2 separate regions of the Homo sapiens genome follow, and region 2 is linked to region 1. Evidence: read pairs that join two places in POLR2A ChIA-PET (ENCODE). Cell type or tissue: K562. All regions are shown on one strand. Links, peaks and the distances in the headings refer to the core of each region. The heading gives the core; the rest is flanking DNA.

What was found. Peaks named below come from ENCODE experiments on the same cell type or tissue, not always from the same donor. Only the 100,000 strongest peaks of a DNase experiment are listed, where the experiment ranks them.
Region 2: POLR2A ChIA-PET joins it to region 1 with 5 read pairs; 3 of 35 experiments call an interaction of 5 or more read pairs at or near these places.

The regions. Positions count from the first base shown.
Region 1 is chr10:102,047,757-102,054,705 of GRCh38, reverse strand. The region is part of intron 1 of ARMH3 (armadillo like helical domain containing 3); the gene reads left to right. Among named protein-coding and RNA genes, the nearest start is that of ARMH3, 4.9 kb to the left of the region's middle. In K562, for the core only: no CTCF peak of the experiment used is centred there; no DNase peak of the experiment used is centred there; H3K4me3 peaks cover 196 bases.
Region 2 is chr10:101,572,777-101,580,232 of GRCh38, reverse strand. It overlaps POLL (DNA polymerase lambda), which reads left to right. Exons shown (of 9, transcript NM_001174084.2): 9 at 416-1,351. The coding sequence ends at 780. Among named protein-coding and RNA genes, the nearest start is that of POLL, 12 kb to the left of the region's middle. In K562, for the core only: no CTCF peak of the experiment used is centred there; DNase peaks (open chromatin) are centred at 3,539 and 4,132.

The DNA.
Region 1 (6,949 bases), core at 1-4,000:
TTTTGAGCTTAGTGAGAGCTTTTTCTTTGCTATCCTTTAGTTGCTTTGTAAACTAGGGTAAATATGATTTGTGTCCCTGCCCGTAACTTAGCAGGATTGGAATTATTTTGGGTGTACCTTAAGTTGGATTTGTGTGCACAATAGCTTCTGTGTGAAGACTTTCAGGATATCAGATCACAGTCAAGGGAAAGAGGGATCCCTCTTGTTACGACTGTAAAGGGGGAATACCCATTTCAGTGACTAGAGAAGCCTTTAAGGTGTTTTCATTGGACTTTTAGGTATTACAATTTATTGTTCAACTTTTTTTTTTTTTTTTTGAGACGGAGTCTCGCTCTGTCGCCCAGGCTGGAGTGCAGTGGCATGATCTTGGCTCACTGCAACCTCCGTCTCTCGGGTTCCAGCGATTCTTCTGCCTTAGCCTTCTGAGTAGCTGTGACTACAGGCGCGCACCACCATGCCTGGCTAATTTTTGTGTTTTTAGTAATGACGGAGTTTCACCATATTGGCCAGGCTGGTCTCCAACTCCTGACCTCGTGATCCACCCGTCTCAGCCTCCCAAAGTGCTGGGATTACAGGAGTGAGTCACTGCCCCCAGCCGACTTGTTCAACATTTGGATAATTAAAACAAGGTGAAAACCTCAAAGCAGTCATTATGAAATTTGGAATCTCACACTGAGCACAGTTTAGGAATCTGTAACATTTGGGGAAAATGGCCAAAAATTGATCCAGGATATATAAGGGTGAACTGTTTATTCAACACATTTATTGAGCACTTACTATGTAACTTTGGGAGGCGGAGGCCGGCGGATCACAAGGTCAGGAGATCAAGACCATCCTGGCTAACATGGTGAAACCCCGTCTCTACTAAAAATACAAAAAATTAGCCGGGTGTGGTGGCGGGCGCCTGTAGTGCCAGCTACTAGGAGGCTGAGGCAGGAGAATGGCATGAACCCAGGAGGCGGAGCTTGCAGTGAGCCGGGATGGTGCCACTGCACTCCAGCCTGGGCGACAGAGCGAGACTCCCTCTCAAAAAAAAAAAAAAAAATTTATACAGTGTAATGGGAATACTGCCATTGCTTGGGAGAGTCAGGGAAATCTTTGCAGGGGGGAGATACTTGAGTTGGGTGTTGAAGGATGAGTAGGAGATTGCACAAGTAAGAAAAGGCATTTTTACTCGGCCTGGTGGCTTATACCTGTAATCCTAGCACTTTGGGAGGCCTAGGCAGGTAGATTGCCTGAGCCCAGGAGTTTGAGACGAGCTGGCTCAACATGGCGAGACCCCATCTCTGAAAAAGAAAAGGCATTTCATTTGGAGAGAACAGTACTTGCAAAGGCTTGGTGAGGATGTGAGAGGAAAAAAAATTATTTTAAATCTCAGAAATTTGTCCCAAACAGGATGTGTGGTGGGGAAACTGCTAGGAGGTGAGACTGAAAAGAAAGTGGGGAGTCATTGGAATTTTTTTCTCTTTTTTTTTTTTTTTTTTTTTTTTTAGCTTCTGAGGAGTTTTTTTTAAGTTAGGGAGTGACAGAAATGCAGATTAAAGTAATGAAGAATGAGGCAGTGAGACTAATTAGAGTTGTTGCAATTGACTGAGAGTCTGAAGAAAGTGTAGCTGTGGGAATGAAGAGGAGGGGATTTTGGAAATACTGTACTTCTGAGATTGATTCAACTTCTTAGGAAGAGAGTGGGCTAGGATTTCTAATTTGAGAGAGTGGATGTATGGGGATTTCATTGACAGGATATGGATTAGAAAAAGTAGAGCAGGTTTCCAAAGGTTAGGGTATGGAAAGAGGCATAGGGGATATGGTTTGGTATGCCGAGCTCAGGTTGCTTGTAGGATGTACCGATGGAGACCTTAGTAGGCAGCTGGAAGTGAGAGACCTGGTGAGCTTAATGTATTGGCACCAGCTTTGAGTGAGGGCATATATGAAAAAAGTCTTGGGGAAAAAAAAATGTTTATTTTATTTGTCTATAAGGAAGTAGCAGATTATGCACTTCCTCCACTTAATAGTGAGCTTCTCAAGGCAGGGACTGTAATTTAGTAATTTTTTGGTCCCTTTCTGTCTTACACTATGCTTATGTAATTTATAAGGTCTTAATAAGTGTTATTCAAGTAGCAGGAAATCAGTTTACTTTGCAAGATTGCAGGTACCTTTTGGGCTTCCTTTATGAAGATTATGGGGTCAGGCAAGGTGTCTCATGCCTGTAATCCCAGCACTTTGGGAGGCCGAGGCTGGTGGATTGCTTGAGCTCAAGAGTTCAAGATTAGCCTGGGCAAGATAGCAAAACCCTGTCTCTACAAAAAATACAAAAATGAGCCGGGTGTGGCAGTGTGAGCCTGTAGTGCCAGCTACTAAGGAGGCTGAGGTGGGAGGGTCGTGTAAGCCCAGGAGGTTGAGGCTGCAGTGAGCTGTGATTGTGCCACTGCATTCCAGCTTGGGCAACAGAGGGAGACTGTCTTTCGGTGGGGCGGGGGAGTGGGGGAAGAAGATGATTATGGGACTTTATCTTATAATTTTCATTTTATATTTAGGTGGTGTTCATGAGGCTTGTATAATTGAGCAGGGGAAGAAATGAGAAGATATGAGTGACAGTGTGCCGTTTGAATAAGTTCAGGGCTGGAGCAGGAGAAAGTATTAATTTACAGGAATCTCCTGCTCATTGAGAAGATCTTACCATGAATTTTCATTCTGGGATGTGTCAGAAAATGTGGTTTCTAATCAGAATTTCCTGAAATACTGTCAATTTGGAGCTGGTTCCCCCTTCGGAAGGAGGAATGCCTTCCTTCTTGTGTAGGATAATTTGAAAGGGAACCAAAGGTGGTCATGTTTATTTAAATGAACGAGAGCTCATCTTCATTGATCATTTGTAACATTAGGCAAACTGAGTAGATGCTGATGGGACCAGATTAAATTGTCTTTTGTGAAGCTAGTTGACCTGTAGTAGGTACAGACTGGCTGATACCTGGGAATAGTCCTGGTTTTGCCATTTGCTTCTTAGTCTTGGGAAAGTCTCTGAGTTACTTCCATTTTCAGGTATAGGCTGAACACCCATTCTGAGGGGAGCATTGTCTAGAGCACACAAGCTATGGACCCTGCCTTGTAGTGGTTTGTGTGCTTCCTTAATCAGTCTGGTTCTGTCCTAGCTTCTAGAAAATAGAGATGATGCTTGTCAGGTGATGTCCTGAGTTGACTGACTTCTTTCTTTTTCTTTTTCTTTTTTTTTTTTTTCCGAAATGGAGTCTCCCTCTGTTGCCCAGGCTGTAGTGCAGTGGCCCAGTCTTGGCTCACTGCAACTTCCGCCTCTTGGGTTCAAGTGATTCTCCTGCCTCAGCCTCCTGAGTAGCTGGGATTACAGACCCCCTCCACCACACCCAGCTACTTTTTGTATTTTTAGTAGAGATGGTGTTTCACAGTGTTGGCCAGGCTGGTCTCGAACTCTTGACCTCAGATGATCCGCCGGCCTTGGCCTCCCAAAGTGCTGATATTACAGGCATGAGCCACTGCGCCCACTTGACTTTTCTTTCTTTCTTTTTTTTTTTTTTTTTGAGACAGAGTCTTGCTCTGTCGCCCAGCAGGGTGGAGTACAAGTGGCACAATCTTTGCTCACTGCAACCTCCCTCTCCCGGGTTCAAGTGATTCTCCTGCCTCAGCCTCTTGAATAGCTGGGATTACAGGTGCTTGCCACCATGCCCAGCTAATTTTTATATTTTTAGTAGAGGCAGGGTTTCACCATGTTGGCCAGGACAGCCTTGAATTCTTACTCTTAAGTGATCTGCCTCGGCCTCCCAAAGTGCTGAGATTACAGGCGTGAGCCACCATGCCTGGCCTTTTTTTTTTTTTTTTTCTGAGATGGAGTCTTGTTCTGTCACCCAGGCTGGAGTGCAGTGGCGTGATCTCAGCTCAGCGCAACCTCTACCTCCCAGGTTCAAGCAATTCTCGTGCCTCAGCATCCCAAGTGGCTGGGACTACAGGCATGTGCCACCACGCTGACTAATTTTTGTATATTTAGTAGAGATGGGGTTTTACCATGTTGGCCAGGCTGGTTTCGAACTCCCGACCTCAAGTGATCCACCTGCCTCGGCCTCCAAGAGTGTTGGGATTACCGACTTGAGCCACCACATTTGGTGACTTTTCTTGGATAAAATGGGAGTGTTGATATTATGGATGTCAGTTTGGAGTTTCTATAGAAGTGTAACTTTAACTGAATCTTTTTATTTATTTATGTATGTATGTATTTATTTATTTATTTGAGACAGAGTCTTGCTCTGTTGCCCAGGCTGGGGCTGGAGTGCAGTGGCGCGATCTCGGCTTACTGCAAGCTCCACCTCTCGGGTTCAGCCATTCTCTTGCCTCAGCCTCCCGAGTAGCTGGGACTACAGGTGCCCACCACCACGCCTGGCTAATTTTTGTTTTTTTGTATTTTTAGTAGAGACGGGGTTTCACCGTGTTAGCCAGGATGGTCTCAATCTCCTGACCTTGTGATCTGCCCTCCTCGGCCTCCCAAAGTGTTGGGATTACAGGCATGAGCCACAGCGCCTGGCTCTATTTTTTTTATTTTTTGAGACTGAGTCTGGCTCTATCGCCCAGGCTGGAGTACAGTGGCGCGATCTCAGCTCGTTGCAACCACCGCCTCCCGGGTTCAAGCGATTCTCGTGCCTCAGACTCCCGAGTAGCTGGGATTACAGTGAATCTGGTTTTTAATGGTCTAGTTAGCTCCTGATGTTTTGCACTAACAGGACATTCTGATAGGGAGAAGCGCTACCAGAGAGAAAGATTTAATGGCTTTATCACTTACTAGTTGTGTTACTTTGGGCAAAGTAATATCCTCATTGTAAAAATAGGTTGGGGCCGGGTGCAGTGGCTCATGCCTGTAATTCTAGCACTTTGGGGGGCCTAGGTGGGAGGATTGCTTGAGCCCAGGAGTTTGAGACCAACCTGGGCAACATGGTGAAACTCAATCTCTACAAAAAATATGAAAAGTTAGCCAGGCCTGGTGGCATGTGCCTGTAGTCCCAGCTACCCAGGAGGCTGAGGTCAGAGGATCCCTGAGGCTGCAGTGAGCCATGATTGTGCCACTGCACTTCAGCCTTGAGACCCTATCTCAAAAAAAAAAAAAAAAAGTTGCAGGCCCTACTCTATTTTCTTTCTTTCTTTTTTTTTGGAAACAGAGTCTCGCTCTATCCCCCAGGCTGGAGTGCAGTGGCGCGATCTTGGCTCACTGCAACCTCCGCCTCCTGGGTTCAAGCAATTCTCCTGCCTCAGCCTCCTGAGTAGCTGGGATTACAGGCACTTGCCACGATGCGTGGCTAATTTTTGTATTTTTAGTAGAGACGGGGTTTCTGCATGTTGGCCAGGCTGGTCTGGAACTCCTGACCTCAAGTGATCCGCCCGCCTCAGCCTCCCAAAGTACTGGGATTACAGGCGTGAGCCACCGTGCCAGCCCTATTTTCATTTTGGATCTATAGAATCCTTGGAGTGAACTAGCAGTAGAAATTCATTAAAATAGAAAGGGGTTATTTGCTTGTCTTAGAGCCAGTCTTTTGGATGGAAGTGGGGGAACCTGTCCCATGCTACTGAAAGAAGCTGTGCTAAGGAACCATGTGGAACAGTAGGATGTGATCTAGCAAGTGAGCTAAATACCTGGGGCTTTTAGAAAAGAAGAAAGAATGATGCCCACATTCTTCACAAAGGAAAAAAAAAAAGAAAGTGAGAGGCATATTAGGAGATAGCTTGAAGGGCTGGGGCTTGGAGATAGAAAAACTGCATTCTCCTTAAGTTCTTATAGTGCTAATGTTTACCTCCAGGTAGTATGTTAGGTCCTGCAGAGAGGCTTAGGGAGCAGGTAACTTTTGCGTAAAGGTTTTTTAAAAAACCCTGTATCTAGAGAAACTAGGGAATTTTTAGGAGATCAGGACAGGAGACTTACTGGAAAGTCAGGGTAGGGGACTATTGCTGGCTTGATATAAACATGTTGTCTCAGCTGGGTGCGGTGGCTCATGCCTGTAATCTCAGCACTTTGGGAGGCTGAGGCAGGCGGATAACTTAAGATGAGTTCGAGACCAGCCTGGCCAACTTGGTGAAGCCCTGACTCTACAAAAAAATACTAAAATTAGCTGGGTGTGGTGGCATGCGCCTGTAGTCCCAGCTACTTGGGAGGCTGAGGCAGGAGAATTGCTGGAACCCAGGAAGCGGAGGTTGCAGTGAACTGAAATCGTGCCATTGCACTCCAGCCTGGGCGACACAGTGAGACACTGTCTCAAAATGAAACAAAACAAAAACGTGTTGCCTCCTTTGTATATTGGGTGAATGGCTCATGGTCAGATAATGGTAATATTTTCTTTGACTTAGCCACAACTCTTGGACAGATAGCTACATAAGATTTTCATCTCCATCACTAAGTATTGTGGATACTATAGTCAGTGTGTCTTGTAGTGATCTTCTTTCACATATGGGGAAATGGGCTACAGTCCCAAAGGAAGTGTGATTTAATGTGGGGAGAATGATATGTGATAAGGTGAGTGTTGCTTCAACGCCCTTTTTAGAGACTGCAGAGGTTTCATTTATTCTCTCAGTATCATCTGTCTAGATACTCCTTCCTTTTCCAAGTCTGGTTTAAGGCTGGGATGAGTACTTCTCAAACTTTAATGGTCATCAGAATTACTTGGGGCAGGGCTTTTTAACCTCTTTGATATTGACATGTTGGGCTGGATAATTCTTTGTTGTGGGAGGCTGCCTCGAGTATTGTATGATGTTTAACAGCATCCCTGGCCTCTACCTAGTAGGTGCCAGTAGTACCTCCTCTCCCAGTTGTGACAATCAAAAATGTCTCCAGACATTGACAAATGTCCCCTGGGAGGCAAAATTGCACCAGTTGAGAATCACTGATCTGGAGTGATTGTTAAAAATGTAGACCCAAGCTAGGCACTGTGGCTTATGCCTGTAATCC
Region 2 (7,456 bases), core at 1,822-5,821, 480 kb after region 1:
CTGGGTGAGCAGGTTGACAGAGGGCAGCACAGGTCTGGGGGCCCCCTCAGAGGGAGAACCTCAGAAGTTCCAGTCCTGAGGCAGGAAGCAGGGGAACAGTGCTTTGCCAGCATCCCATCTCTCTATCGGGGCCGGAATCCTCTCCAGGGAGAGATGGAACAGCCCCGCCACACCTATGTGGAGGTGCTCAGTGAACCCTGCAGGCCAAGTATCTCATCTGATCTTTCTGTGACACTATGGGGGAGATGGGAATTACTATCCATGTTTTACAGAAAAGGAGAAGGGCCCAGAGAGGGTAGTGTCACCCAGCTAATACCTGGGCAAGCCCCAGCTTAGACATCAGGAGAGACCTGGGAGGATGGGACAGCCCAGGCCTGGTTCCCTGCCCTCCCAGCAGTCCCCTCTGTTGGGCCAGGGTTCCTCACAGATGACTTGGTGAGCCAAGAGGAGAATGGTCAGCAACAGAAGTACTTGGGGGTGTGCCGGCTCCCAGGGCCAGGGCGGCGGCACCGGCGCCTGGACATCATCGTGGTGCCCTATAGCGAGTTTGCCTGTGCCCTGCTCTACTTCACCGGCTCTGCACACTTCAACCGCTCCATGCGAGCCCTGGCCAAAACCAAGGGCATGAGTCTGTCAGAACATGCCCTCAGCACTGCTGTGGTCCGGAACACCCATGGCTGCAAGGTGGGGCCTGGCCGAGTGCTGCCCACTCCCACTGAGAAGGATGTCTTCAGGCTCTTAGGCCTCCCCTACCGAGAACCTGCTGAGCGGGACTGGTGACCCATGGCTGGGGGTGCTGAGGAGAGCCGAGTTGGACTGGCTACCCCTCCTGGCCACCCAGTACTCCCTCCAGCCTCAGCTGGCTGAACCTCGCCGCTCCAACCACCAGCTTCCTCAGCGAGCAGGGCCCAGGGCTCTGGGCCTGAAGCAAGAGCCAGCCCGGCTCCCAGTGTCTGCCCGGCTCCCAGTGTCTGCCCAGCCCTCTCCCAGACAGGAGCAGGCTGCCACCCCTTCTACCTCACCACTGCCCCTCGAAGAATTTTGCAAATGGCCCCTTGCCCCATTTTAAGCAGGAGCAGGTGGCTGGTTTGAAGCCCCAGGTATCCCCCTTCCCTGCTATGGGAAAGGCCAAGCTGCTGGGTGGGGACAGAAGCTGCAGGGGAGAGGGAAGCAGCCGTGCTGTCAACATCATCCGGCACCCTCTGGGGTAGGAGAACAGCCATTCCACATGTGTTCCCTCTATCCGTCCTGCTTCCTGGGCAGCTGGTGGTGCTGGGAATGGGGTGCCCCAGCCTTGGTGAGGACAGTGTTGGGAGGCCCAGGGGCCCAGTAAAGTGCATTTGACATTGAACCTGCCTGGTGTCTGAGCTGCTGCAGCCTCTGGCTACCTTGTTCCACCCAGGCAGGGACGACAGAGATGGGAACTGAAAAGAGGAGCCCAGAAAGGCTGTGTTAACTGCCCTCCAGACAGGACTGGCCTGAGTCAGCTCCTAAACTCACAGCAAGGACAGCAGTGGCTGTGACCAGGGAGAATGTTGGAGCCAGGCACCCAGAGCTCCTATCTAGTCATCAGCATCTTCTGCAGGCCCTACCTTAGACCAGGCTATCAGGGGACATGAGCAAAAGTGACAAGACTCAGGAAACCATTAGGAACAACTAAATGGTGACCGTGTACACAGGGATGGGCGGCCAGGGAAGGCTTCCCGGAGGAGGAGAGAGGCAGACTGGCAGGGAAATTGCCTCTGAGAGGAGTCAGCAGGCTCTGTTTGGGGACAATTAAGGAACAGCTTTAGAGAGGACACTGTGTGCTGGGAGTCAGGAGCAGGCTGGGCTGGCAGAGGACTGGAAGCAGAGCTTGGTTTGATAGAGCAGACAGGAGCAGGTCCCGCTGGGGAGTGCGGGATGTCTTCCTGAGGCTGTTTCACAGGGCAGGGAGACTTGGTGGGGGAGTGGGGTCATGGAAGGAGCTTCAGGCAGCCCAAGTATGAGGAGGAGTGGGCACAGAGTCAGAAGGAGACTGTATTGGAGGAGGAGCCTGGAGAGGCCCCATGCTGGGAGTTGGGTGGTGACGCGTGAGGGCAGCTTTGGCTCCACAGGGGGATCCCACCTTGAGTGTGCTGGGTGGGCTACATTTCTGTTGGTAACTTGCAGAGTCCCGGAGCCAGCCTTTGTCTGCCTGGTCTCGATCATGGGATCCTAGCAGCCTGGGAGTAGGCCCCCCAACTCAAGCTCATACCCCTGAAGTGTAAGTCAGGGGGTCTTCCCAGCACTGATCATGTTGGGAAAGGAATCAGAAGCCCACAGGACCTGGAGGGCCCTTTCGCAGCTCAGCACCAACCCAAGAGATGGCCAATCAAAAGCCCAGAAGCCTTCTAGAGGGGCGAGCCTCTCCCCTGAGAGTGTCTACTGCCAGGGACACATGGCTGCCAAGAGCCACAGTGGGGGCCTGGGTAGATAGGAGAGGGGCTGGGGAAAGCCTGGGCCCCCGGGTGTGAAGGCTTGCTTTTGGTCCCACTCTGGACTGGTCCCTCAGTGCCTGCTGCTGTCCCCAGCAAGAGTTGGAGTCAGCAGAAGTCCAAAGATGCGTGTCTGGGTCCAAATGTGGAAGTTGCTTCTCTCCTTTTGCCGCAGCCTGCTCCAGGCCCAAGGAACAGGACCTCCAGGGCTGGGGGTGGAGGGAACCAGTGTGCAGCAGGCCATAGAGTAGCTCGCCCAAGTTTTCCTACACACAGGGAGGTCCCAGAACTGCAGGGAGGGATGCCGCTTACTTCTTTGTCTGAAATCAGGGTCTGACCTCCATTCTTGACATCCCTCCCCATCTGCCTTAACTCCTTCCCCCAGGAGACTCAGAATTCAGAGACTGCCTTGAAACCATGCAGACTCTTGGTCCCACCTCCTGGCCAGGGCAACACAAAGTCGTGGGATAAAGAGGGAGCATGCCCCACCTCCAGTGACCCATCTGGGTGTCCCTTCAGCTGCCCAGTCTGACACAGAAGCCCAGGAGAAGAGCCACTGAGGCAGAGGAGCTAATGGAGGGATTTCTGAGTCTTGAGAAAGGCTGCCCAGTTTGGAGGTAAAATGAGGTGAAATGAGGTTCTCTGAGTCCAAGTAAGCAAGGAATATGAATATTGGGGGTTCCCAGGCACTTTAGCGCTGAACCAGGTTCTCGAACAGGCTTTCAGCCCAGTCTCCCATTCATCCTGAATGGAGAGAGACTCCATTTCAGGGCCCTGGTGGTAACTGGGGTCCTGTCCAGCAGCTGAGCACCCCGCACACCTACCACCCAGTCACCACCTGGCCTGGAGTAGGCAGAGAGACCCCACAAGCCTGCTCCCTGCTCCAGCCCAGTTCTTCATCACTCTGTCCCTGAGCCAGGGTTGTCCTTGGACAGGCCACGTGTGGCAGGCAGAATAATGGTCCACTGAAGATGTCCATGTCTTAATCCCTGGAACCTGTGAATATGTCACCTTAGTTGGCTAGAGGGACTTTGCAGTTGTGATGAAGCTTAAGCATTTTGAGATGAGGTGATTATGCTGAGTAATCCTGTGGGCCCAGTGTAAACATGAGTTCTTAAGAGCTACAGTCAGGGCCGGGTGTGGTGGCTGACGCCTGTAATCCCAACACTTTGCGAGGCCAAGGCGGGTTGATTGCTTGAGCCTGGGAGTTTGAGACCAGCCTGGTCAACATGGCAAAACCCCATCTCTACCAAAAAAAAAAAAAAAAAAATTCAAAAGTTAGCTAGGCATGGCCAGACCTAGTGGTGCCTATAATCCCAGCTACTTGGGAGGCTGAAGTGGGAGGATCACCTGAGCCTGGGAGGCAGAGGTGCAGAGGTTCCAATGAGCTGAGATTACACCACTGCACTCCAGCCTGAGTTGTAACAGAGTGAGACCCTGTCTCAAAAAAAAAAAAAAAAAAAAAAAAAGCTACAATCTACAATCAAAGAGAGACTTGACGAGGAAAGGTCAGAGAGATGCGAAGTTTCTGGCTTTGAAGATGGGGAAAGGTCTCCAGCCAAGTGTGAGCAGCCTCTAAGAGTCAGAGAAGCCAAGGAACAGCTTCTACTCTAGAGCCTCCAGAAGGATGGCAGCTCTGCTGATGTCTGGCCTTATCTCAGGGAGCCCTGTTGGATTTTGAGCTGGTGGAACTGTGAGATAATGACTGTGGTGTTTAAGCCAGTAAGTTGGTGTAATTTGTTAATGTGACTGCAGAAACCCAATAGACCGAGTGCGTGTTGGGCTCTCCCTGTACAAAGGCAGAGGGACAGCAAGTGTGAGCAGGCCCTGCTGTGAGGTAGAGGGCATCCTCTGAAGTGTGTGGGGAAGGGGGAGCCTCACATGAGCCCAGGGCTGCCACATGTTCAGTCTGAGCCTCCCTAATTTCAGTTTCTTCTTGACACTGTGCAAGATGCAAGTCCCCGCTGGGCTGCTCTGCCCCACCCCTACTGAGCTTGGAGCTTCATCTTTTCCCAGGGCCTGGGGTGGGGACCTCAGTCTTGACCTTAGACCTACACTAAAAGGGGAGCAAGACAGGCCCCGGCCTTTCCTCCTGGGTTCCAGCTGCTCACAAGGCAGACGTGGGCACCGGGAAAGGGGAGCGAGACAGGCCCTGGCCTTTCCTCCTGGGTTCCAGCTGCTCACAGGGCAGGTGTGGGCATGGGACAGGGGCTTCCCAGGCATCACCTGGAGTGGGCATGACAAGGTAGGCAAGTCTAGCTGTGTCCCATCCTACAGTTCCAATGGCTGGGAAAGGCAAACCCAGGCCCATTGTCTTGCTTCTCCAGGAGAATCATGGAATTACTCTCCCTTTAAATGGAATGGGATGCCTCTTGCCAGGATGGAGGACTGTGGCTTGGAGAAGACTTGGGCTCCCCAAACAGGGGCGCCCCTTTCCAGGCCCTCCCCTGTTATCTGAGGGAGTGGCCTCCCATGCAAGTTACTGCTGTTGGGGCACCTGCTGCTACCAGGCTTGCAGGCCTTGATGGGCTCAGCCGCAGGTGCCTTTGGCCTTATGTCTGCTCTGCCCTTAGTTTTCCAGAACTCTTGAGCCACTGGGGAGTACTGCTTCTGAGCTCTGGAACTGGGGAGTCCTCAGGGATGAAGTCCCAAACTGGCCTGAGGCTCTGTTCGGCAAGACCTGGTCCCCACACTGCAGGGAACATCCCTGAAGAAGGCCCCAGGCCTGGAGATGAAGCAAGGCCCCAGGGGCTGAGGGGCCATGGGTAGGGGCCCGAGGTTGCCCCTGGAGGGCAGTACGGACCCCAGGGAAGGCAGGCTACTGGCCGTTGCTTGAGTGGAGCCTCTTAGCAATGGTGGCACCTTTGCCCTGCTGGACTCAGCCTGGCCCTGATGGAGCAGGCCCAGAGCCCCAGACACAGCGCACCTCCCCCATCCTTTGCTCCGGTTCCCTCAGCTGGGTGGTTGTTGTTGTGTGTGTAGTGCCCCTGCATATGTGTGTTCATGTTCCACTGCAGGGGCATGTGTGTGCCTAATGCACATTCCCGGCCCCTGCGTCTGTGCTGTATGTTCATGATTTTGTATCTGAGTGTGTGTGTGCTCAACCCTGGGCATGTGACCGTGTGGCCCTGTCTGTTTAGGTCTTGGTGGAGGCCCTGCGTTGTTAAGGGCTCAGGCAAGGCCTTGGGTAGAAGGAGGTGGGGGGTCCCTGGAAGTCCCCAGTGGTGCTGGAGTCCCTACTGCAGGTGGAGTCCTGGCTGGGCCCCCGGACCCTGTGTCCTCGTGTCCATGGAGGAGGCCGCAGGGTGGGCCGCCTGCGTCAGCCTTGAGCGGCCATCAATAGCGCGCGGTTAATTAATTTGATGGGAACAGCAGGGACCGCCGTTTGCATTTAGTGAAGTTCCAGGAACTTCCAACCTCATCTTCATAATTGGCCTCATAAATTGTAAGAAAGAGAGAGATCAGCAAAGCGGGAGGGAGGAGGGGCTGCCCGTCCGTCCTTATTTAATTTTATTGCTGAAATTCATCTTTTTAGCCTCCTCCGCCGGAATCGGCTCTCCCTGCCGGATTTGCCTAATCATGATAAATTAATATTCATTTCCCCGCCTCTTACCCAGCTCCCGCGCTTGGATGGAGTTGGGGAGGGGCTCCTTCCAGCCCCCTCTGCTGGGCCTTGGTGGGAGCCTGGGGGAATGGGGACCCCTGAAGGGCAGCTTGTAGGCAGAACTGAAAGTGGCACCTGGGGAGGGTAGGAGGGGCCTGGGAGAAAGATGAGGAGTGAAGCAGGTGGGGCTGGATGATTGGGACTCTCAGAGGGCCTAGGATGCTGAAGTCAATGCCCCTTGTCCAGCTAGGGCCAGGTGGGAGGGGCAGGAGGAGCCTGAGAAGGCCCTTTTGGAGATGCAGAAGCTGAGATCAGGACTGATGAGATGGATCTGGGAGAGGAGCCTGGAAACCAGCTTGAGTGGAGAGGTAGGAGGGTTGTTGCCCACCCAACATGGACTTTGCCCCACCCCACTCCCAAGTACATCCAGCCCACCTTGCCCTGTGCAGGCTCCATAATAGACCCATCATGGTCTATGGGGCCTCACAGGCACTGTGGTCTCTGGCTACAGAAGCAGCCTCTCCACTTGCCCACAGCTCAGCTCAGCGGGGGAGCTGGCCGCCTTATGCTGGGCACCTTTGCTGTGCTGTGTGGCTGTCACCGATCCTGCTGTCCCTAGCAAGGCCCTGTGGGAGGTTGGGATGGGGGTGCTGCTGGAGGGCAACACAGTCCTGCTCTTCCATGGTCAGTGGGGCCCCCCAGTCAAGGGATCTGAATTCCCCATCCCCTGTGTCACAGTTAGTATTTGGGACCTGGGAGGAATTTTAGATGCCATCCAGCCCCCTTACCCCATTTATAAAAGAGGAAACTGAGGCCCAGAGATGGGATATGCCCTGGTTCAAGGTCTCTCAGAGGTCAGGAGGGCTGGACCTAGGAGTAAGGCATGCTTCCACCCCACCCCAGAAGCTAAGTGTGCTGGGCAGGATTCAAAGGATCACCCCCAGTTATCTTTGCCTTTGGATTATCTCCCGTTTGAGTGTGGGTATGACTGTGATGAGGTGTCACTCATGTGGTCATGTCACATTATACGGCAAAAGGACCTAGTCTAATCACATGAACTCTTTAAAAGCAAAGAGCTTTCTCTGGCTGGTAGCAGAAGGGCAGTCAGAGAGATTTGAAGCAGGAGAAAGGCCAGAGAGCATCCTTGAAAAGCAGCCCTGGCTGACAGCCAGCAGGGAAACAGTCCTACAGCCACAAGGAACTGAATTCCACCAGCAACAAGAATGTGTGTGGATGCAGCCTTTCCCAGAGCCACCAGCGAAGAGCCCAGGCTGGCAACACCTGGATTTCAGCCTTGTGGGACCCTAAGCAGAGAACTGGGCTGAGCCTGCTCAGACTGCTGACCTACAGCACTGTGAGATCATAAGTTGGTGTTGGTTTAAGGGGCAGAGTTTGT